3 separate regions of the Mus musculus genome follow, and regions 2 and 3 are each linked to region 1. A link is a loop called in an ENCODE intact Hi-C map of the cell type or tissue named here. Cell type or tissue: gastrocnemius. All regions are shown on one strand. Region 1 has its middle 9.7 kb from the start of Lrrc20. Region 2 holds the start of Ppa1 (pyrophosphatase (inorganic) 1). Region 3 overlaps Npffr1 (neuropeptide FF receptor 1).

Region 1 (8,000 bases):
TGGAGCTCACTAGGAGCTCTGGCTTCCACCAGATGGATCCCTGCCCTCCCCGTGCTCCCCCCTACCCTCCGTCTGTGCTCCCTCCCCCCTGTACCCATCCTCTGTCCCTCCCAGAGGGACACTTCTTCCTGCCTGTTGCCCGCCTACATTCTTTTCTTTTCTTTTTTTTTTTTTTTTGAGACAGGGTTTCTCTGTGTAGCCCTGGCTGTCCTGGAACTCACTTTGTAGACCAGGCTGGCCTTGAACTCAGAAATCCTCCTGCCTCTGCCTCCTGAGTGCTGTGATTAAAGGCTTGCGCCACCATCTTTAAAACAAAACAAACAAAACAAAAACCAAGACTTGCCTTGGTCACGGCACTAAAACCCTAACTACAAGGAAGGCAGACTGGGCAAGCTAGGAGGAGTTAGCCGTGAGCAGTGTTTTTTTGTCATGGTGCTTTAGCACAGCAGCAGGAACCCTAACTAAGACACCCTGCCCACCTTCCGTGGTAGGAATTTTCACTTCTATTTTGCAAAGAAGGAAGCAGTTCCAGAAAAACTAGCTTGCCAATGAGGCCTGGGTACCTCTATAACTCTAGAAATTTTTTGTGCTTGTATGAGTGCATGTCTCTGTGTGTGTGTGTGTATGTCTGTGTGTGTGGACATGCAGGAGTGCGTGTGTATGTGTGTGTGTGTTTAAGCTAGCGGACAATGTTTGGGCCGCATTCTCAATTGTTCTTCACCTTTGCTGTTTCTGTTGTAAAATTTAATTTAATTTTATTTCTTGCTACCAGTAGTGCACACGTACACACACGAAAGCACACACACACACACACACACACACACACACACACACACACACACACACAGACACTCAAATCCCACAGAGCATATGGAGAAGTCAGAGTGCATAGAGACTCATTTCTCCCTTTCTACCTTCCCGTGAGTTCCGGGGTTTGAACTCAGGTCACCACACTTGCTTGCTTGCTCACTGGCTCTGCTAAAGCTTTTCCAGACAGAGTTATCTCCTCAGCCCCTTTCACCACGGTCAGGCCTCTTGCTGCATCTCCACCCGGAGCTTCCTGACCAGCAAGGCAGGCTGGTCAAGGAGACCCACACTCTCCAGTCTCTGTCTCTGCGTTGCTGAGATTCCAAGCCTGAACCACAACACCAGGCTTCTCATGAGGTTTCTGGGAGGTTAAATGGAGGTAGTCATGCATGCATGTCAAATGCTTTCCTAACGCTGGGCCGTGGTGGCACACACCTTTAATCCCAGCCCTCGGGAGACAGAGGCAGGCAGTTTTCTGAGTTTGAGGCCAGCCTGGTCTACAAAGTGAGCTCCAGGACAGCCATAGCTACACAGAGAAACCCTGTCTCAAAACACCCCCCCCCCCCAAAAATGCTTTCCTACCTGCACCATCTTTCCAGCCCTAAAAAAAAATATCCCCATAGCTATTAAGAATGGCTTCTTGTGGGCCGGGCGTGGTGGCACACACCTTCAATCCCAGCACTTGGGAGGCAGAGGTAGGCCAGCCTGGTCTACAAAGTGAGTTCCGGGACAGCCAGAGCTACACAGAAAAACCTTGTCTTGAAAAACCACCAAAAGAAAAAAAAAAAAAAAGAATGGCTCGTGGTGCCCAGGTACTGACAGCAGGTATGCCTTTGTTCAAATGTTGCCCCATTATTACCTTGTATATAAATGACCATGAACTACAAGCTTGGAGCCTGGAGGAAAACCCCTTCCTCATAGAGTACACTTCTGAAGATTGGTATCAGGGCCAGGCAAGTTTTGACAGACAGGGATGGTCCCTAGGGATTGAACAGATTTGGAAGTTTCTAGACGTTACCAAAGCTGGAGAGTAGACAGGTCTATATGAAAGAGGGAACCCGCTTTCCTGCCTCTATTCAGCTCTTTAAAGCTCTTGGCAGATGGGGTTCACTATCTCTCATCACGGACTTCAGAAAATGGGGTGAGGGACTGCGGAGGTGGCTCAGTTGGTTTTTTACTCAGTTGGTAAAATGCTTGCCATGCAATGATGAGGACCTGAGTTCAGATTCTATATACCCATGGAAGAGTTACCTGGCTGTAATGCCGGCACTGGGGGAAGAGCAGAGACGAAGGGACCCATGGAGCCCACTGGTCAAGCCTGGTGGTGAGATCCTGGTCCAGCGAGAGCCTCAGCCTCGAAAACTATGGTGGAGGGGCTGGAGAGAAGGCTCAGAGGCTAAGTGAACTCAGAGGATCTGAGTTCAATTCTCAGTACTCATGTCAAGCAGTTCAGAACCACGTATAACTCTGGTCCAGGGGATTAGCCCTCTTTTGGACTCTGCAGGTAGACAAATGCACTCGCACACACACACACACACACACACACACACACACACACACACACTTGCACACATGTATGCATTATGCATACACATTCATGTAAATACATTTTTAAGAATTGAAGCACCTTTGGCCTCCTCCACACAAACACACCCTCCTACCTAAGTAGCATATCCACGTGAGCATCTACAGTGTACACGTGAGCATCTACAGTGTACACACACGGGACGGGGAAGGAGGGAGGAAAGCGGGCAGGCAGGCAGGTAGGAAGGAAAGGGGTATAGCTTGCTTTAGGTTATGTAGCCTTTAGGGCTCTCTCTCTCTCTCTCTCTTTTGGTTTTTCGAGACAGGGTTTCTCTGTGTAGCCTTGGCTGTCCTGGAACTCACTCTGTAGACCAGGCTGGCCTCGAACTCAGAAATCCACCTGCCTCTGCCTCCTGAGTGCTGGGATTAAAGGCGTGCGCCACCACCACCCGGCTGATAAAGGGCTCTCTTGAAGCCAGTTTTTGAATATGTTGGCTTACCAAGCCAACCTGTCTCTTCTGTCTTTCTTCTCCATCCCAACATTCACTAGAGGTTTCTACAGCTCCCCAGACCTGCACAGTGGAAGCAAGGTTAGAGCCCACAGCTGCCATGCCACGGTGCATCTGGTGGAATGTGTTGTATGTGAGTGATTCTGCTCCAACCAGAGAAAGCACGGTTGGAAGGGAGTGCACAGTCATCCAAACAGTGAGTGTCGGGCCACACCCAGCCTCAGCCCACAGGCAGGGCACTCTGTGTACCCAGCCTTCCAGCCAAGAGCAGTGCTTGCCAAGTTGAGGTAAGAGGTGCTGTCCCGGCAACTTAAACCATCTCTTGGGTGGATGTCAAGGTTGTCAGGGATTGTTAACAGAAATTTTGTTTGGGTGGGCATAGTGGAGCTCACAGTAGAAGACAGACCACTAGGATCTGATTCTTGGAGAAGGGTGTGGACAAGCCACCTGGCTTTTTTTTTTCCCCCTTTGGTTTTTTTTTTTTTTTTTGAGACAGGGTTTCTCTGTGTAGCCCTGGCGGTCCTGGAACTCACTCTGTAGACCAGGCTGACCTCGAACTCAGAAATCTACCTGCCTCTGCCTCCCAAGTGCTGGGATTAAAGGCATGTGCCACCGCTGCCTGGCCCAAATAACTTATTCTTAAGTACCCAGTTGGTGCCTGCTCCCCGCAGTCCTACCTTCAGGTTCAGTGCTAAACCAAACTTGCCCACGTGGAGCTCCCAGCTGGCTGTTGGACCCACCTGCCTTGGTGACAACTCCCTAACACCATGTCTCCTGGACAGTTCTGGACCAGGTCATCTATCTAGAGTGTCAGTGACTGGCCATGTATGTTGGGTTGTGTTACCACCCTCTCTTCCATCACTTTCCATTTCCATGCACACACACACACACACACACACACACACACACACACACACTTGCACACATGTATGCATTATGCATACACATTCATGTAAATACATTTTTAAGAATTGAAGCACCTTTGGCCTCCTCCACACAAACACACCCTCCTATCTAAGTGCATATCCACGTGAGCATCTACAGTGTACACATGAGCATGTACAGTGTACACACAGGGGATGGGAAAGGAGGGAGGAAAGTGGGCAGGCAGGCAGGTAGGAAGGAAAGGGGTATAGTTTGCTTTAGGTTATGTAGTCTTTAGGGCTCTCTCTCTCTCTATGGAATCTATGAGAAACCCAGTGGAGGTGCTTGAGAAATGGCTCAGCACTGAAGAGTACCTGTTGCTCACGCTGAAGACCCAGGTTTGATTCTCAACACCCCATGACAATCACGACTGTTAGTCTCAGAGGATCTAGTGCCCTCTTCTGGCTTTGGTGGGCACTGCATGCCCATGACAAGCCGGCAAAAAGCCAGTAGAGTGCCTTTCTCGTCAACCCTTCTCTTCCGGGACTTCTTCCTGTTGGTCTGATAACCATGCTGTTCTGGGGCCTTTGCACATGCCTCTCTCCTTGCTTGGTTGTTCCTTTGTGGCAAACAAACATCAAAGTGAACCTCAAGATCCCGCCTCCCGATGACACACCCTTAGTGGGCGGGACCTCAGACTTCCTACTGCATACAGCAAAATAAGGCTTTCCTATGGTCAGTCTGTTCTCTGCTTATTGAGATGCATAGATGTTTCCTTTATATCTTCCCTAGAAAAGTGCAGGAGCAGAGCACTTACCTAGAAAATGCTGTAGTCCCAGGTCTCTGTTTAGGTCTGTTACCCCGTTTGTTTGTTTTTATTAAAGACTTATTTATTTACTATATGTAAGTACACTGTAACTGTCTTCAGACATACCAGAAGAGGACATCAGATCTCGTTACAGATGGTTGTGAGCTACCATGTGGTTGCCTCCCTGGTCTCTAATGCAAGATGGTAGCTGCTAATGGAATAGAGTCGCCTCACTGTAGCAGTGGTGACCTTACCTCCCGCCTGGAGTAGGACATCACTTGGCTGTTCTATGTGCCAGACTGCAGAAAACAGGTTGCCCTTCTCACTGCAGGACATCCCCACCCCCAAAAAGGGCAATGACTGAAAGTTCACACAAAGAACACCCCATCTGGTCTGTGTTTGGAGTCATCTCTGATGCATTAACACTAGAGGGCGCTCTGAACCAGGTTTGCTGTGGACTTTGTGCCCCTATAAATTAAGGGAGCTTGGTAAGCAGGGATTGGGAGTTTCGGACAGATAGTTACTCTGAATTGCCCATGACCCTGCACGCCACCTAGATAAATTTATTCAGTCACCAAGTTTGAGCTGTGAGAATATTCCTTTGATCTGTATCTTCCTCATTTAGGGGTTAGTGGATCTTTTTGTCTGTTTGTGCCTCTGTGTCTGTCTCTCCCTCTCTCCCTCAGGCTTCCTCCACCCTTATTTCTTTAAATCACCAAGTTTGATCTGTCAGAATATTTCTTTGGTCTGTACCTTCCTCATTTAGAGATAATTGATCTTCCTCTCCTTCTTCTTCTCCTCCTCCTTTCTTCTTCCTCTCTGTCTCTCTCTCGCTCTGTCTCTCTGTCTCTGTCTCTCTGTCTCTCTGTCTCTCTGTCTATCTCTGTCTCTCTGTCTCTCTGCCTCTCTCTGACAAGATCACATGCAGCCCAGTCTAGCTTCTAACTCACTCTGTAGCTGACGTTGACCTTTAACTCTTCATCCTCCTGCCTCCGCCTCCTCACTGCTAGGATTGCAGGGGCACACCACTATGGCTGTGCCTATCTTTTGTTTGCTTGTCTGTCTGTTTGTTTGTTTTTTGAGACAGGGTCTTACTGTAGTAGCACAGATTGCCCTGGACGCTCACAGTCCTACATCAGCGTCTCCAGCACTGGAATTTTAGGTGTGAACTGCCAAACCCTGATGAATAAATGTTTTTTTTTTTGTTTTGTTTTGTTTTTGTTTGTTTGTTTTCTTTTGTTATTAGTATTTCCTCAGAAAAATCATGAAACAAGTTTAGTGGGAGAGAACTTCGCAGCGTCCCTCCACACATCCCCATTGTGTACGGGGCTCTGAGATTGATGGAGGTGTGGCCAGAACCAAGTAGCAAGGTGCTTGACACTGTGTGTCCTATATCCGTAAAGAAGTTTGATTCTGCCAACACCCAGAATGAACTTGGAAGCCATCCTTCCGCAGTTGGACCTCCGTGAGAACACTCAGTCCTGACTCACACTTTCTCAGCAGCCTTGCAGAGGACTCTGTGCAGAAATAACTAGAGGGTAACCGCCTTGGGTCAAACTGTTTGGTGGGTTGTCCCCTTACCCTCAAACAGCCACGTGAACTTGGCACATTGCCCTGTAGGCAGCCCAGGAAACCAATCCATACCACCAGTCTTCCTTGTGTCTACCCCACACAAAATTCTCTCCTAGGGCAGCCCCAAGGTCCAATGTCTCCTGGACCATGGCCGTGAACTCAAAATATCAATTTTTCCTCGGCCCCAGGAGTGCTGGAATTATAGGTGTAATTCTGTAAGACAAAGGAGACCATCAAAGGGACAAAACAACAACCTACAGCATGGGAAAAGATCTTCCCCAACCCTACATCTGACAGAGGACTGATATCTAAGATACATAAAGAACTCAAGAAATTAGATATCAATAAACCAAATAATTTTTTTTTTTTTTTTTTTTGGTTTTTCGAGACAGGGTTTCTCTGTATAGCTCTGGCTGTCCTGGAACTCACTTTGTAGACCAGGCTGGCCTCAAACTCAGAAATCTGCCTGCCTCTGCCTCCCAAGTGCTGGGATTAAAGGCGTGTGCTACCACCACCTGGCCAATGTGGTACATTTACACAATGAACTATTACTCAGCTGTTAAAAACAATGACATCATGAAATTTGCCAGAAATAGAATCTGTTGGGGTGAGTGTGGGGAGGGGACTGGATGGGGTATGGATGGGAGCAGGAGGGATCAGGTGGACAGACAGCAGGAGAGAGGACCTCGAGAGACAAGTTGAGGGCACTTTAAAACCCTATCTCTGAGAAGTGCAGGGAAACTGGTTTACAACATTCCCTGGTATTTGATGACCCTACACAAAGGATCTGAGTCTAACTGGTTCTCTGATCCTGAGTGTGTGACTCAGGCTCACCGATGGGTGGGGCTAATACAGCCAAATTAGGAAGTCGGCCCGCTGTGGGAGGGAAATGAATGCTTTTTCATGGTCTAGGTTTTTGTTTGTTTTGTTTTGCTTTTTTTATACGAGTGAATCTTAACTTTTGGTGATTTTTGTTTTTGTTTTTGAGACGGGATCTTTCTCCCCCAGAACGTCTTTCTCCCTCATTTACTCTCTCCATAGCTCCATTATGGGGCTGGGATGAACCCAGGGCTTCACACATTATGCTAGGCAGATGCTGTACCTCTGTGCTCCCTAACACGATTTTGAGACAGGGTCTTGCTAAATTGTTCAAGCTGGTCTTGAACTTTTGATTATCGTGTCTCAGCTTCCTGAGTAGCCAAATTATGAGCCTGTATCATTCATTAGGTCTGGCTCCCCTCCCCCCTTTCTTTTCTTTTTATTTTCCTTTTCAACACTGTTTCTCCTGCTGGCTTCATGATCTTGTTTGTGTAGATGTGTGTGCATGTGTAGGCGAGAGGCTAACATTGGATAGGTTTCAATTGTTCTCCATCTTTTTTCTTACTGTTCTTTTCTGAGACAAGGTTTCACTGTGCAGCCCTGGCTGTCCCGGAGTTCACTTTGTAGACCAGGCTGGTCTCAAACACACAAACATCCACCTGCCTCTGCCTCCCAAGCGCCTTCCACTTGACTTTCATCTTTTTTTTTTTTTTTCTTTTAAACAGGGCAGCAGCCTTCTCGATGAACCTAACCAGATGGTGTCTACATTGGCTAACAAGCAAGCTCCAAGGCTCCAAGAGTTCTACTCTCTCTCAACCTAACTTTTTTTTTTTTTCTCGCATGGACAGCATCTTGCTATGCAGTCCTGTGTAGTCTGTAGCTCACCAAGATTCTCCTGCCTCAGCTTTTCCAAGTGCAGGGATTAAAGTTGAGTGCCACCATGCTGATCTTGGAAGCATTCTATTATATTTCAGTACTTATTTTTTTTTTTTTTACTTTGGAATATTTGCACATAGACAGTGAAATAAATACCTTGGGAACGGAACCCAAGTCTACACATATTTTCCTGAAAAAAAAAAAAAAGAAGTCCGTCAACT
Region 2 (8,000 bases), 180 kb after region 1:
CTCCTGCCTAGCTATAGGCTGTTCAGCTCTTTATTTGACTAATCAGGTGATGGAGAACAACATTTTACAAAATAGTGACTTGGGATGCTTCATAAAAATGACAGTATCAAAGTCTGGACTACAACCAGATTTCTGGACACAGAAATGAGCAATTGAATGAATACACAATGGATGAAAACATTCCCCCAGCACTTCAGACCAAGTTTTAGGATAGCCAGAGATTCACAGAGAAACTCTGTTTGGAAAACAAACAAGAAAAACAAACAAACAAATAAACAACAACCTCCCCCAAAACCAAAAAAAAAGTGATGTGTATGAATGATTTGTCTGCATATATGTATGTAGGTCGCATGAATTCTGGTTGACTAAGAAGACAAATACAAAGGAAAGGACATACCTGCTCCTAGGTGTGTTGGAGAATAAGGTTTATTGTAGACAAAGGGAGTGTTTAGCCAGAGGCAGGGACATCTGAGAGAGTCCAGAGTGGTCATAACCCCGAGCCAAGTGTGAGAGGTGCGGGGGAAGGAGAGGGGGACAGAGGGAAACCAGACATAGCAGCCTGGAGGCCCAAAGAAGAAGGGTAACAAAATGTTATTATAGAAGGAGGGGCAGCTGGGGAAAGTCTGGGTTGGAGAAGTTTTGGGTAGGAAGCCAGATCGGGGGTGGAGTGTATACCAGCCAGGAGGACTTTGTTAAAGGTAGGGCCTAAGGGATACAGGGAGAACCTGGCCATTGTCAGCTTTGATATGTTAAATAGGCACCTCAGCCTATTTGTTTGAGACTTAACACTGGTGACCCCAGAAACCATAACCAAGCACTAGATTGATTCCCCGGAAGGGTTGTAAGCTGCCTTGTGACATGTCTCAGGCCCCTCCAGCACAGGGTCTTACTAGAGAGCCAAGGCTGGCCTGGAACTTGTCATCCTCCTGTTTCAGTTTCCCAAGTGCTGGAAGTGTCTGAGCAGAGCAAAGCCTGTGGGGCTCACTACCCTTGCCAGCCAGGGAAAAATCTGAACCGCACGGGGCTGGGCTGGGCGTTTTATTATAGAGGGGACTGATTGGCTCTCTGAATATGTTCAATGGATCAGAGATAGAGTGTGAGTCCAGAGGTCAGAGAGACGTTATCACCTCTCCCGGCTCTGAGGGAAAGTGCGTGTGGCTACTTTTTATTACCAGTGTGGCGCTTCTGTCCACTCAGTCAAAGATGAGAATCAGGGTTTTCCCAAGAAAACTGTTTCTGTCTATTCAAAGACCAAAAAGATGACAAAGGGACTCAGTCAGAGCTGCAACCTCTCACATATTCCCAGATCTACTTATTATTATTCACTGTACAGAGATTCCTGCTGCTTTCATGTCTACACTGTACTGCCAACCAGGCTATTACTCTATCTTTCTTTCTGTCTTTTTTTTTTTTTATTGCCTTCATGTTCTGAAACACTGTGGTGTTGTGTTCAAAAGTTAGTGAGTTGCCTTCTGAAAAATTAATGGGTGTCAGCAGAGTGAGCAGCTGGAAGGAGGGACAAGGAGGAACACGGACTAATGTTAGATTTATCGTTACCATTTATTTATTTATTTATTTATTTATTTATTTATTTATTTATTTATTTATTTTTGAGGCGGGAGTCTCATGTAGTCCAGACTGGCCAAGGATGACCTTGAATTCATGATCTTCCTACTTTTGCTTCTCAAGTGCTGCAGCTACAGGTATACACCACCGTGCCAATTTAGAAATTAACTTTCTTAGGCTTCCACTTAATACGTGGTTTATGCATTCCATTTATATATTAGAGATTGTTTTGAAAATAGTTGAAAGGAAACTGTCTTTGAGATAAATAGTTAAGAAATATTTTAGAAAGATATTCTGTCTATCATAATTTAAAATTTGCTTTTTAAAAAAATGTGGATAATTTCCTGGGTTAGATTTGTCTTATTTTTAAGATAGTCTCATACTGTAGCATGGGGTGGCTCAGAACTCACTACGTAGCTCAGGTTGGTCTCAGAAAGTCAGCGTCCTGAGGTCTGGGGCTACAGGTGTGAGACGCTATATGTGGCTTATAATTAGAGTTGTGATACACAAAGACAGACAGACACACACACACAACCTTATAGGACTGTGAAAGTTCCCAACGTCCACAGCACACTCTGAGGGATACAGCCTGGACTTCAATGGGTGGTGCAATAGAACTAGGAAAACAAGCTCCGAGAAGCTACTCCTGAGAAACGTCCTCAAGGGGTTCTGTGCACACTCCTGGGTCTTCCCAGAGCTTCAATTTCAAGTCCCAGTGGATCTGGAGTGGGGAGAGAAATCTGCGGTATCTGGGGAGTTCAGGAGTAATCAGCTTGAGTCTGGTCCAAGCAGAACCCACCCAACAATTCAGATGAGAAACTGAATCAGGGAGATTAGTAAAAGCAAATTTGTCCATTGCCTACCACTTGGGAAAACATTAGTCACAGCCTATAGTTTTCAGAGCCCAGTCAGCCAAACTCTCAACTTTAATGAAGATGGCCCTGGGCCGGGGGTGGGGGGCTGGTAGCACACTCCCAGCTTCTGGGAGGCAGATGAAGATCTATGAGAAACCCAAACAAGAAAAGACAAGACTGCCTGGGGAACAGGTGGCTTATCAAGGCCTTCCGAGATAAGGAACTGCTCTGCAGGACCTGAGAGAGAGAAATCAAAGGTGAGCGACCCGCAAGCCTCAGGAGAGTAACCAGCGTTCTGTCCCAGCGGAGCCGCCAACCCGCAGTCCGCTTCCAGAGGGCAGCCGGCGCCTGCCACGTGGCCCAGGTTGCGAACCGGGGGCGGGGCGTGAGGAGGCGCGTCGCGCAGAGTGCGCCTGCGCGGGTGGGCGGGGCGGGGCAGGGTACAAGGCGAGCCCCACGCATTAAAGGCACGGCGCCGGCGACCGGCGGGCCAGCTCGTGGTACGCAGGCGCGGGCTTTCTCCTCCGTACAGCGGCTCCGGGTCTGGGCTGTGTGGTTGTGTGGCTGTGCAGCGGCGGCGGCGGTGCATCTCCGACACCATGAGCGGCTTCAGCAGCGAGGAGCGCGCCGCGCCCTTCACCCTCGAGTACCGCGTCTTCCTCAGTGAGTGGCGTGAGGCCGAGGGCCGGGTCGCCCATTCATTCCAGAACGAGCGGGCGGGCGGGCGGACGCGTCCCCTTCCCTCTGGCGGGCGGCGGGACCAGCGAGGGCCGCCATCCCAGTGCCCACCGCGAGCGCTCCCTCCACACATTCGAACTTGGGCCACATGGGGAAAGGAAACCACTGAGTCACCCTTAGAAGGTGCCCGGAGGTGATACCGACCGCCTAAGAGGATTGTCCTCAGGATCGCCGGCTGGAGGACAGAGATTTCCTCAAGACCTTAATTCGGTGCCGAACAGGATCGAGTCCTCCCCGGTGTTGTAAGAGATGGGAAACTGAGGCCCAGGTCTTCCCGGCACTAGCCTTATTGTGGTGAGGCTTCTCTGAAGCCCTGATGGCCGGGAGTGCTTCTAGGAAACCGAAAGCTTTGCCTCCCTAGACAGACAGGTGACGTCTAGCTAAGGACCTGGTGGGAGAACAGCCAGGTTCTTAACCCTGGTGCCGGAACCCACTAGTTACCCCCGCATCCAACCCCTGCCCTGCACTCAGAAAGGCGGAGTCGATCGGCCTTCCACGTGTGTCACCTTTTCCTGATAGGTGCTTGCAAGCTACCTGGGTTTCTCCTGGAAGCCCTTAGCTTGTAGGTATATACATACATTCATGGTGCTAACAGAGGTTTGCGATGCTGTTAGCAAAGGCCCTTCCAGTTTGTAACCTCTTTGTGTTTATTTAGAAGGGATGGGCAGCAATCTCAGGACAGGGCAAACAGACATTCCTGAAAGAATGAACAGAGAGTGCCTAGCAGAAACTTCGCCATGGAAATAGTGTTGGCTTCAGGTTTTTCAGTGTCCTTTAAAGTGACCCTTTGGGTCACTGGGAATTGTCTTCAAGCTATATGTGCAGAATAAACACACTGCTTTTAATGTATTTAATGTATTGGTGGTAAGTATTTGATGGTTGTGGGTAGAGAGCAAAGCCACTCCTTGACTTTGGATTAGGCTGAAGTCTATCAAATGGGCTCTCTGGAACTTAAGAAACACTAAATTTAGTACCACTATGTAATTTAACTAGTTCTCGCTCTTTGCACTTTTTAAAAAGGATAAATTTCTGAGTATTTTTTCCACTTTTTTTTTTTTTTTTTTTTTTTGAGGGTGGTGGTGGGTGAGGCCATAGTGTTTTCCCGTTTAGCTCAGCTTGGTTTTAAACTTGAGATCTCCTGCTTCAACCTCCCAAGTACTAGGATATAGATAGGTTCAGGCATCACACCTGACAGCATCCATTCTTAATAGAAATAATTATTTAAAATAATGTTACATTTTCCAATCTCTTTAAGACAGATAAAAAAAGTCCAGTTTGAGCAGAGGACAACTATGCATACAGCCCTAGACAAAATAAACTTAAAATCCCAGCATTCCCGAGGCAGATACGAGCAGACCTGTGAGTTTGAGTCCAGCTTGGTCTACAGAGTGAGTTCTAGAAGAGCCAGGGCTACACAGAGAAACCCTTTATTAAAGGCCTGCAGTGGGCTATGCCTGGCTTATATTACTTATTTTTTGAGGCAGGGTCTTATATATGTAGCCCAAGGTGGCCTCAGACTCACTATATAGCCAAAGAATGACCTTGAATACTTTTTTTTTTAAAGATTTATTTATTTATTATTATATGTAAGTACACTGTAGCTGTCTTCAGACACACCAGAAGAGGGCGTCAGATCTTGTTACGGATGGTTGTGAGCCACCATGTGGTTGCTGGGACTTGAACACTGGACCTTTGGAAGAGCAGTCGGGTACTCTTACCCACTGAGCCATCTCACCAGCCCGACCTTGAATTCTTGATTCTCCTGCCTCCACCTCTCCAAAGCTTAGATAACAGGCATGTGCCACCAAATTGGGCTAAAATTACTTTTCAGGTATGACAGAACATAGAAGATATATCATCGTGACTAGATCATTCTTTAGGAAAGTCATAGAATTGAAGTAGGTCTGAATGGTCCCATAAAATAGCATGGATTCTTAAGCTAGTAAGTTGGTTGGCCTCTTTCCTTCCCTGCAGGTAGTTCGCTCAAGTTTTGTAAGCAGTTAACTGAAACAGGATCAGTCAAAAGCAATTTGATCGTCTTTTATATAGCAAGCCCTACAGAGCTAGAGGTGGGAGGAATTCAGCTAAGTCCTGAATTCCCCACAATAGGAAGTAACATCCAGTGTAAAGCAGAAGGTGCACACAGGATGAAAACCTGGTCCTGGGGAGGGTCGGGAGTGCAAACTACACTCCTGCTGTTTTCTAGCTGTTTACGGCTCTCTGTCTCCCTGGCTGGGGTAGAACTGCCTCCTATGTAGACCAAGCTGGCTTCAAAGTCACAGAGCACTTTTGTCTTGGCCTCCTGGCTGCTGCCTTTGGTTTTTGAGTATTTTTGAGACAGGGTCTGCTGTAGCACCTCCTAGGTTGGCTCCAGCCTGACTGTGTGCACAGGTATGACCTTGAACTCCCGATCTTCTCAGTTGCTGGGTTTGCAGGCATGCAGTTCCCGGGCTCAGGTGGAAAGTGGTTTCCTGTGTTTTGTTCTTTTCCCCCTCCAGTGTGAGGAGGAGTGAACTTAGGGCTTTGCACATGCCAGGAGAAATTGTTTACCACTGACCTATATCACCAACACCTTGTTTTTTGATTTGTTCTTGTTTTATGGTATAGGAGTAATATCTTGCTGTTAAGAAGTGTTTATTTTGTGCATTTGGAAATGTAACCAGTCACAACAGCGTTTCTTACTTATTTTACAGAAAATGAGAAAGGGCAGTACATTTCTCCATTTCATGATGTTCCAATTTATGCAGACAAGGTAAGAATCTCTGACATTCCAAAATGATCTCCCCCTCCCTAATTAATTAATTAATTAATTAATTAATTTTGAGGCATGGTCTCTTTACATATTCTTGGCTGTCCTGGAACACACTCTGTCTGGTCTTGAACTCAGAGATCTGCCTGCCTCTGCCTCTGGAGTTAAAGTCACGACACCGTGTCCAGCAAACACAGTCTATTTAATTGGATCCCTAGTTGGACATAGTGAATTTTCTTAATCTCCATCAACTTGAAATCCCTCCTGTGCTTTCATCTCATGGTTCATTGAGTAGCTAAGAAGCCAGTAGTCAATCAGATCATTGGATTAAAGAAGCAGCTATAAATTAGGGGAGGAAGAGAGACAGAAGATTTTAAGCCGCCTCTTTGTGTGTGTGTGTGTCACATTGGTATGAGTGTTTGGAACTGAAGCCTTCTGATTTCATTAATAGCTTAAAATAAACCATGTAGTCTGTGTGTTTTGAATGTGGGAATGTTTATTAAACATTTAAAGTAAACTCTGTAAGTACAAGAAAACTCAGTATTTTTAGTAGGTTGGTGAGTTTGCAAACAGCGTTAAGAAAGTTAAATACACAGCTCTGCAAAGAACTGACTAATCTTGTACGCACCAGGGAAATGTAGAAATCTAACTTAGCAGATTGATGTGGGTTTACCACAGATTAGTAAGAATCTGTACTTTCTTAGAAAAAAGCTTTATATAAAAATATGTGGTTAGTAGGAATTGAACTCAAGACTTCTGGAAGAGCAGTCAGTGCGCTAAACCACTGAGCTATCTCTCCAGCCCTTCTTTTAGGAACTTTGAGTTACATTAAAGGCAGAGCTTTTGAGTTAGAAAAGTTTCATATACTGTCAAACTTCATTTTATTTGTTTGTTTATTGGAGGCAGTGGTGGGTGGGTAGATCAGAAGACAGCATGCTGGAGCCAGTTCTTCTACTGTGTAGGTACCGGGAATCAAATCCAGGTTGGCAGACTTGGATACAAGTACCCTTGCCTGCTGGGTCTTCTCCGGGGCCCTCATTGACCTATAGCTCAGAGTTACTAACTAGTCCATGTGGATTCCGTAGCACACTTGGAATAATATTGTCAGGTTGAAGTCTTCACTTCATGCTCATAGCATTACTATTGCCTTGGCTAGAAATAGACTCATAGGGCTGGTGCAATGGGTCAAAAAACCAAACAAAACCAAAAAAAAAAAAAAAAACTTGCCCTGGAAGAAGACTGCTACTCGTGTCTATGCATGTGTATGTGTGCACACACATACATCATATGAGTGAGTTCCAGGATAGCCAGGACTCCACAGAGAAATTCTATCTTGATAAACAAGCAAACAAACACAATTCCATCACATACCCAACAGGTCCATAAGACTCCGCCGTCTCAGAGAACCCTGAGAAATGATGTTTTGTAGGACAGCCAAGGGTCATCTCCATCCCCCCTTCTGGAGTGTCCCGAGGCAGCTGTGGTAACCCTTGGCTGACCAACCACTTGGGAACATGGAAACCCAGCTCTGTATCATATCAGTCATATACACACAATAACTTTTTTTTAGTTAAAAATGAGAGAAATAGATAAATACATTGAATTGTATTAATATTAGACAGTGTGCTATAGTTCTCCTGACAGCTGAACTCTAGCAAGAAATCCAGTCTGAGCCGGGCATGGTGGTGCACGCCTTTAATCCCAGCACTCGAGAGGCAGAGGCAGGCGGATTTCTGAGTTCGAGGCCAGCCTGGTCCAGGGCTATACAGAGAAACCCTGTCTCAAAAAACCAAAAACCAAAACAAACAAACAAACAAACAAAACCCCAAAACAAACAATCCCCCCCCCCAAAAAAAATCCAGTCTGTAGGTAGCTTCAGGGGATCCCATCTGACTCAGGTCCCGCTTTTGGAGACAGTGAAGCGAACAAAGCCAGTTATGTACTGCAGCTGCAGGAAGGACCTGCCTTCCTGTGGGAGCCTCGCAGTTGTATTTACCCAGGCTCTCCAATTTGTTACTTCTGATGTCCTGACTGTTGCTATGACTTGCTGAGTCCTTCCCCATTGAACTGTCTTGTTGGGTTGGCTTGAGTTA
Region 3 (8,000 bases), 140 kb after region 1:
CCTCATGCAACATTACGTAGTTTTATTAATGGATATCTATCTATCTATCTATCTATCTATCTATCTATCATCTATGTATGAATGAACTGTGTATACCAGGAGAGTTGATAGCACGTATCTCCTTTGGCTTCTCTGGTTTCTGAGGTATCCCCTAAGACAAGGTTGCCTCCGAGAAGCAGAAATGAGACGTGGAGAGATAGCAAAAAGGCAAAAGAGGTCTGGGGTGTAGGCTAGTTGGTAGAGTGCTTACCTAACGTGCAGGACACCCTGGGTTCTATTCTATACCCAGCAACTCATAAACTGGGCTTGCTAGTGAATACTTATAATCCCAGCACTTGAAGGGCAGAGGCTACACAACAAGTTCAAGGCCAGCCTGGGCTAAAGGAGAAGGGGCTCTAACTGCTGCTCATCCCTCTCTACTGGTTGAAGGCTATTCCACTTTGTAAGTTCTGGGTTGCTCCTGCTAGGGCTTCGGAGAGCAAAGCAGAAAGACTCTGGGTGCAGGCAGGATGATGGGACATTGACTATACAGGAACCTGCAGCCCCAGCTGATGTCTCTGGGCTAAGCCAAGGGGATTCGGTGCACAGCGATCAAATGTGTTATCCCTGTGAGCGTATCCCAGGACATCCCCATCTGGAGGAGGCTTTCCCTCTGTCTTTTGTGGCACTGGGAGCTGTGCCCATCTTTTCAGAAGTTAAAAACAGAGCCACGGGAACAAGAACACATTTGGAGCTGGTGTTGGAACTGGGCAGGCAGACGCTTGCTTGGCACGCCTCAGGCTCCGGGTTTGAGCTCCAGCTCAGCAAAACAAACACAAATTTTCAGGAAAAAGGTAAATTTGGTGTTCATTAGGAGCCTATGTAAAAGCAAAGCACAGCAAATTTCCTGTTTCGGGCTGGGTTCCTGGGAGATAAACAGGTCCCTTTGTGTAAACTCTCAAGAAACGCAACACACAGGATTGATGAGGGGTCTTGAGGGCTGACGCAAAGGCTGTCATTAGAGCTCGACAGCAATCTCTGGGTGCCCGAGAAGGGGAAGGAAAAGCATATTTATCACATCTGTAGCTACAAGCCCACACAGCCACAAGGCAGCAGACTCGGGATTTAAAGCCGAGGCCTGGAGAAACGGCCCAGTGGGTACCGGGCCTGAGCTCCCGAGTTCAGTCCCTCATCACCCACATAAAAACCAGGCTGGGGGCAGGCATCTGTAATCTCAGTGCCTGGAGGAGGGAGGGGAGGGAGGCTGGGGTAAGTAGATCCCGAGGGCATGAGGGTGGGGGGTTGCTGATCAGATAGATCTATGGCAAACTGTAGGTTCGGTGAGAGACCCGTCTGAAAAAATGAGGTGGAAGCCAGGCTGTGGTGCATGGTCACAGCACTCAGGAAACAGTAGCAGGCAGAGCTCCATGAGTTCCAGTCTAGCCTGATCTACATACGCTTGCCCTAACGGAAACTTAACATAATTCTAACTATAACCATAACCCTGACCCTGACCCTGACCCTAACCATAAGCCTGGAAACAACCTTAAGTTTCCTTTTTAAGAAACCTGTGGGCAGTTTTCTATCACATCCATTGGCAAGGCTAGGACGAATGGTTTACTCTGTGCTCATGCAGTACTTTTAGGAGATAGGAATTTGTAGCGCCTCTGTTAAAACTCAGGAGCCAAAGTTCAGGAAAATAACAAAGAGCAGTGCCTGTTAGTCAGACAGCGCCACATCCATTAAAGAGATTACTAAATGCACAATATGTTTTGGGGGAACAAAAACCTTGAATTTCCTCTTAAATATACATGTGAGCAAGCAGAGGTTTTGTTTTTGTTTTTGTTTTTTAAGCCAAGGCTACATAATGAAATTCTGTCTCAAAAATAAAAGAAAAATTGGTAGATAAAGATACCCAAAGCTAAAATCTAGCCTCCACAGACACATTCACACCACACATACAAAATAGACATGTCTTGCTGGAGGGTAAAGAGAGACTCACTTAGAGGCAGAGACACAGACAGACAGACAAACACACAGAGAGAATATGAATATGAATATGAATGTATGTATTTCTGCCGGGTGTGTTGGCTCCAAAGCAAACAACTCAGAAAGAAAGGTCCGGGCTCTGAGAGCCTACAGGGTCCTGGCTGAGCAGCTGTTCAGTGCTGAGTGAGGGAACCAGAAACCGAGTGTGTGGTCAGTAGGACATGGTGAGTGTCTACCCGTTCTTCTAAGATGCACACATGAAAGACGCAAGTTCAGTCTCTGCTCTCATTAGCAACAGAAACTGCGTCAAGAGTGCGGCACTTCTTTTGAAATGCAAATGGCACAGAGACTCAGACTAAAGGTCCTGAGTCACTTCCTCAGCCAACCAGGGTACAAGTTTATCAAAGACTCTATTTTTTTAAGACAGTTTTTTTTTGTTTTGTTTTTTTGGTTTTTTTTTTGGGGGGGTAGCCCCTGGCTGTCCTGGAAGTTCTTTTGTAGACCAGGCTGGCCTTGAACTCACGTAGAACCCTCTGCCTTGGTGGGACTAAAGGCATGCACCACCACGCTCTGCTGTCTTTTTTTTTTTTTTTTTTTTTAAACAGAATTCCAGGACAGGTAAGGCTATACAGAGAAACCTTGTCTCAAAAAATTAATTAATTAATTAATTACATATGTGGGGGTGGAGTGGGGGTGTATCTACAGATGAGGGCAGACCTTCCCCCAGGCCTAGAAAGGGTGTCAGATCCCCTGCAGCTGCAGCCCCGGCCCCCACCCCACAACCCAAAGTGGGTGCCGGGAACTCACACTGCAGCTCACTGCTTCGCCATCCTTCCTGCTCCACCGAAATCTTTCCTCAAGAAGCTGCTGCTAAGAAGCTAGAGAGAAGAGACCCACTTGGGTCAGGGACACTGAAGCTCCGGGTGCTGACACGGTGTTAGGAAGTGTTGCAGAAGAACGGTTCCTTAGCTGCGTCCAGAGTAGCTCTGGGTCTGCCTCTGCGGGTTTTGTCTTCCTTCTTCAGGCCGGTTTTCTATTGTTTGTTTGGAAACAAGGTTTCATGTAGCCCAAGCTGGCCTAAAACTCACTCTGTAATGGAAACCCACTTGAATTCCTGATCCTCCTGCCTTCACCTCCGCAGTGAGATTACAGCTGAACACCTTCACACCTGCCTTCGGGTGATATTTTAAACGATCCTTCTGGTATTCACGATGTCAAACGTGCATAGGCATTGGAAGTCAAGGCCCTCTCCTGGTTTAATCAAGGAGCCCTAATGGGTTTTACAGGTGGCATAATGGTTTCAAAGAAGACAAGGAACTGGGAAATAGCTGAGCCAGAGCAGAAGCTCAAACTCACAACATGTCCCCAGATTACTTGATGGACCATGAATCCTGAGGTCAAGTAGGGGGCAGAATCACTGTACCACCGTGTATTCTCAAACCAAGTTTCCTTAGCTTTGAGCTTTGGTTTTCCGGTGAGGTGAGAAGAATTCTCCTTTCCTGGTCAGAGGTAGTTTGATACTATCAGATACAGTAACTGGCAAGGTGATGCACATCTGTAATCCCAGCACTTAGGATGTGGATGCAGGAAGACCAAGGGCAGCCTAGGTAGTATGGGACCACCTCTCCCCCTGTTGGAAAGTGCCAATAACCCTGAAAAGAACAGAAAACAGCCTGTGCCATGCCGGGCAGCTAAAGCAGTGCATAGAGGAAAATTCATTGCTTTTAGAAGTAGGTACCAGGGCTGGAGAGATGGCTCAGAGGTTAAGAGCACTGACTGTTCTTCCAGAGGTCCTGAGTTCAAATCCCAGCAACCACATGGTGGCTCACAACCACCTGTAATGAGATCTGATGCCCTCTTCTGGTGTGTCTGAAGACAGCTACAGTTTACGTATACACAATAAATAAAAAATGCCTCTTTAAAAGAAGAAAAAAAAGAAGTAGGTACCAACCTTCACTCTCCACCTCTGCTTTAGCTGTGCATCAGATGGTGGTAGCATTTGAAACTGGATAAGCCATGGCTGCCGCCCCTAAGATGTATCCAGTACAGAGGCAGGAAACAACCTTCTATATGAAGTTACACTAGGAAGCAGAAGAGGGTGAGCAGTGTGGTACTGAGAGATGGAGCAGGCTGGCCTGGAGGCAGCAGTCACCACAGAGCCTAGACAGGAAACTAAAGAGCATGCTCAGCCTGACCTACAGTAAGATGGAAGATGGCAATCTCTGTCCCCTTTAAGTCTGCCCGGATTTGGCTTACCTTAAAATAAACAAAGAAATAAATAACCTGCATGTATGTGCACCATGTGTGTGTGTCTGGTGCCCTCGGAAGCCAGAAGCTTCCCTGGAATTGGAGTTGCTGATGGTTGTGAATGAACATGTGGTTGCTGGGAACCAAACCCAGACCCTCATGAAGAGCCGTGAGTGTGCCTAACCACTGAGCCACCCACCTACTTCTCTAAAGTGTGGAGTCCCTTTCAATGGACTGAGGGAGTATGCTTAATATGGGAGATAAGAGAAATTCAGTTCCCAGAAGTAAGGACTGAAAGTCTTTCCAGATGATGGTGGCACCCACCTTTAATTCCAGCACTCAGGATCAGAGGCAGGCAGATCTCTGTGAGTTCAAGGCCAGCCTGGTCTACAGAACTAGCTTGGTCTACAGAGCCAAGGTACCAGGCAGTGGTGGCGCATGCCTTTAATCCCAGCACTTGGGAGGCAGAGGCAGGCAAATTTCAGAGTTCAAGGCCAGCCTGGCCTACAGAGTGAGTTCCAGGACAGCCAGGGTTATACAGAGAAACCCAGTCTTATAATAAATAGATAAATAAATAGATAGATAGATAGATAGATAGATAGATAGATAGATAGATAGATAGATAGATAAGCGGAGGGTGGGGTGGGGGAGCACACCTGGTGTTATTAGTCAGAAAGCAGCAGGCAAGAGAGAGCTACTAGATGAATTCTGCAAAGCCCATTTCAGATGGGGCAGGCTCCTTATTCATTTCAGCCACTAGATGGCGACTGGGCTCTGGGAAGTTGTGGGTCCAGGGAACTAAGGGGAAGCCTTTTCTATTATAACTTCTCTAGAGGGGGCAGATGCTCTAGGATGATCTACGGCTTTGCTATGGGGACATGCATGATTTAAGGCCATTGGGACTGGAAGGCATTGGGACTGGCCAGGGAATGCAGAGATAGGACCGGTCATTTACAATACCCGGTTACATCTGCCGTAGCTAGGGACGGGGCTTGGGACAGGTGTGGCTAAACCATCCCTACCTTGTTTCCCTGCACCAGGATGGCAGGGTTTGGTCAGTTGAAGGGGGGTGAGGCCTGATCACTCCAGGCACTGATCTAATTGTAACCGGCCTGCCTGGTCCAATAAGCATTTAGGAGGTTAAAAGGCTTGTTTGGGGTTAAAACGGAGATTCTGTGGTTAAGAGCACTGGCGGTTCGGCTTACTATCTTCTGTAACAACAGTTGGTGGCCTGGCGCCCTCTTCTGGCCTCTTTAGGCACCAGGCGCCGAAATGGTGCACAGATACACAGGCAGGCAAAATGGTTACAGGCTTAAAATTAAGGGGGGTGGGGAGGTCCATTTGGTACTCCAGTTAGCTGCTCAGGTTTTTCTGCTCCAAGGATTTTGGAAGGCTCACCTGCTCCCACTTACCAAATGGACAGGAATTAGAGAGGCCAGAAGTAAGGAACCCAGATTACAATGGAGAGAGCTGGAGAAGGTGGGCTTTGGCTCTGTCTGTAGCAGTGGTGGGATTCCTGTACCCCACCCCCACCCCCACTGCTCTCCTGAGTAGCCTTAGTCCAGGCTCACTTCCTCAGGAACAATTCCAAGCGAAGCATCCATCACTGTGGCCCTCTGTGCTTCCTGGTAGGCAGCAAATGCCATCAGGAAGCAAGCCACAATGTAGTATGACTTCCATGCCAGTGTTCAAGAGGCAGGCACATCTCTCTGTGAGCTTGAGGCCTGCCTGATCTACACAGGTAGTTCCAGGCCAGCCAGAGTTCCACAGGGAGACCCTGTCTTAAACAAAAACAAAACAAAAAGAAGCAAGCCTGGGGGTGTAATCCAATCAGAAGATAGCCTGCTTAGCATACTTAAAGCCCTGGGTCAGCCTCAGCCCCATAAACTGGGCAGGTGGAGGCAGCAGGATTAGAAATTCAAGGTCATTCTTGACCACATAGGGAGTTCAAGGCTAGCGTGGCTACTTCAAACTTCACAAAAGCAACCCTGAGCTGGTGACTTAGTTAGGGTCCCTATTGCTGTGACAAAACAGGAGCTGATGCAGAGGCCATGGAGGGTGCTGCTTACAGGCTTGCTTCCTGTGGCTTGCTCAGCCTGCTTTTTTCAATAGAACTCAGGACCACCGGCCCAGGGATGGAACCACTTACAATGGGCTGAGCCCTCTGCTATCAATCACTAATTAACAAATTACCTTAAAACTGGATCTAATTATCTGGAGGCATTTTCTTCAGATAACTTTAGCTTGGGTCAGGTTGATATAAGTCTATCCAGTATAGCCTGTGAGGTGGCTCAGTTGGTAAAAGTCTTTGCTCCGAGGCCTAATGACCTGAGTTTGATTTCCCCAAACCGACAGAGAGAACTGACACCTGCAAGCTATGGAACTTCTGACTTCTGGAAGCAAGCGTGCGCGTCTGCACACACACACACACACACACACAGACACAGACACGGTAAATGCATCTAGCATTGTTTAGTCAGCTGTAAGTTATAGCCCCAAGCCTCCTTTTCAAACCAGGTTGCTGTCCCCCATTCCTTTTACAATGGATGAATGACCATCAGGGGCTACCAGCTTCCAGGCCACATTCTCAGCTCCTTAATCAGTACCCCTGCCTTTTTGGAATAGCGCTGTCCCCATGGAAGAGTGGATGACCTGTTGAGAGGCAGTGGGGTTTGGAGAGAGAGACCACAAAACCTTACTATGCTCTCTCTGCCTGCCCCTATCGTTGGGGTACTGAACTTGGACTCTGAAAACACCCCCCCCCCAGAGGCTCAGGATGACCCACCTGAGTCCCCTTGTATTAGCCAAGATGCTGAGGATACAAGCAGCAGACGCTGGTGCCAACTAACGCTGGTGCCAATTGGAAACTTATAGGAGGGGGGTTGGGCAGTCATTGGGGTGGACGGCAAAGCTGGGTTACTAGGAGCCACAGTCAGATCCAAAGCAAGAGAACTCCCACTGGCTGGCATTTGGCTAGGGATGGGTGCACACTTCTGACTGACAGTCGCTCCAATGCTTCATGCAGGGGCAAGGGCTGGCTCCTCCTGGATACAGCGTGTTCCCCACCCGCTTGTGCTCACTGTGCCCCTGAAAGTGTGTGCTCTGTTGAGAGAGGAGCCAACACATTCAAGAGTCATAATTTCCTTCTGGACAGGAAGCATTTCACGCCAGATCAAGGGAAAGCCCCTAAAAGCCTCTGAAAAGAAAAAGCATCAAAATACATCAAAGGCTTTGGTGATCCCAAAAAGCTCACAAAAGCTTAGCATGCAAGAGGAAAGATAGCACAAGTCAGTGGCTCTGAAATCACAAGGAACTCATCAGAGGAGCTTTAAAAGAGAGCGTTCGCAAATGCCACCTCCAGATCCTGACCCACAGCGGGTAGAAGGAATATCTCCTTAAAATCGGGGCGATCGCGGTGTGTGCCCAAAAGCCACTGGCAACGTCGGGGTTTTATTCCATGTTGCCATTTCCCTGAGATCATAAAGTGAAAAATCAAAAGTTGGAATGAAAGAAACAACAGCAAAGTCACCTGAGGAAATACACACACACACACACACACACACACACCCCATGGACGAAGACTGTCGTTCAAATAAGAAATCATGGCCAATTTGCATAAGCACATTTTATATGGAATAGAGATAAAGAGTGCGTTTTTATGCTGTTTTATGATTATTACAGCCGAGGTAGTATTTTCCCCCACACCATCAGACCTCCTTTTAAACATCTTGATAAACCCCCTGAAGAAGAGTGGCTGGTCTGGGAACCAGGCACTCAGTAAGGCG

The links. Hi-C counts contacts between places; a loop is a spot of excess contacts. Peaks named below come from ENCODE experiments on the same cell type or tissue, not always from the same donor. Only the 100,000 strongest peaks of a DNase experiment are listed, where the experiment ranks them.
Region 2: a loop joins it to region 1, with 3 times the contacts of the local background. A loop is called at or near these places in 13 of 42 quality-filtered maps.
Region 3: it touches region 1 in a loop (3-fold over the local background); 13 of 42 quality-filtered maps call a loop at or near these places.

What each region holds. Positions count from the first base shown.
Region 1 is chr10:61,462,167-61,470,166 of GRCm38, forward strand. No RefSeq gene overlaps it. Among named protein-coding and RNA genes, the nearest start is that of Lrrc20, 9.7 kb to the right of the region's middle. In gastrocnemius, CTCF peaks have their summits at 4,178 (motif pointing left) and 4,943 (motif pointing right); DNase peaks (open chromatin) are centred at 4,203 and 4,916; H3K27ac peaks cover 1,805 bases.
Region 2 is chr10:61,645,709-61,653,708 of GRCm38, forward strand. It overlaps Ppa1 (pyrophosphatase (inorganic) 1), which reads left to right and starts at 2,913. Exons shown (of 11, transcript NM_026438.4): 1 at 2,913-3,083; 2 at 5,852-5,910. The coding sequence starts at 3,020. In gastrocnemius, no CTCF peak of the experiment used is centred here; DNase peaks (open chromatin) are centred at 2,886 and 3,550; H3K4me3 peaks cover 2,169 bases; H3K27ac peaks cover 1,940 bases.
Region 3 is chr10:61,597,501-61,605,500 of GRCm38, forward strand. The region is part of intron 1 of Npffr1 (neuropeptide FF receptor 1); the gene reads left to right. Among named protein-coding and RNA genes, the nearest start is that of Npffr1, 6.2 kb to the left of the region's middle. In gastrocnemius, CTCF peaks have their summits at 4,977 (motif pointing right) and 5,474 (motif pointing left); DNase peaks (open chromatin) are centred at 5,038, 5,449 and 7,100.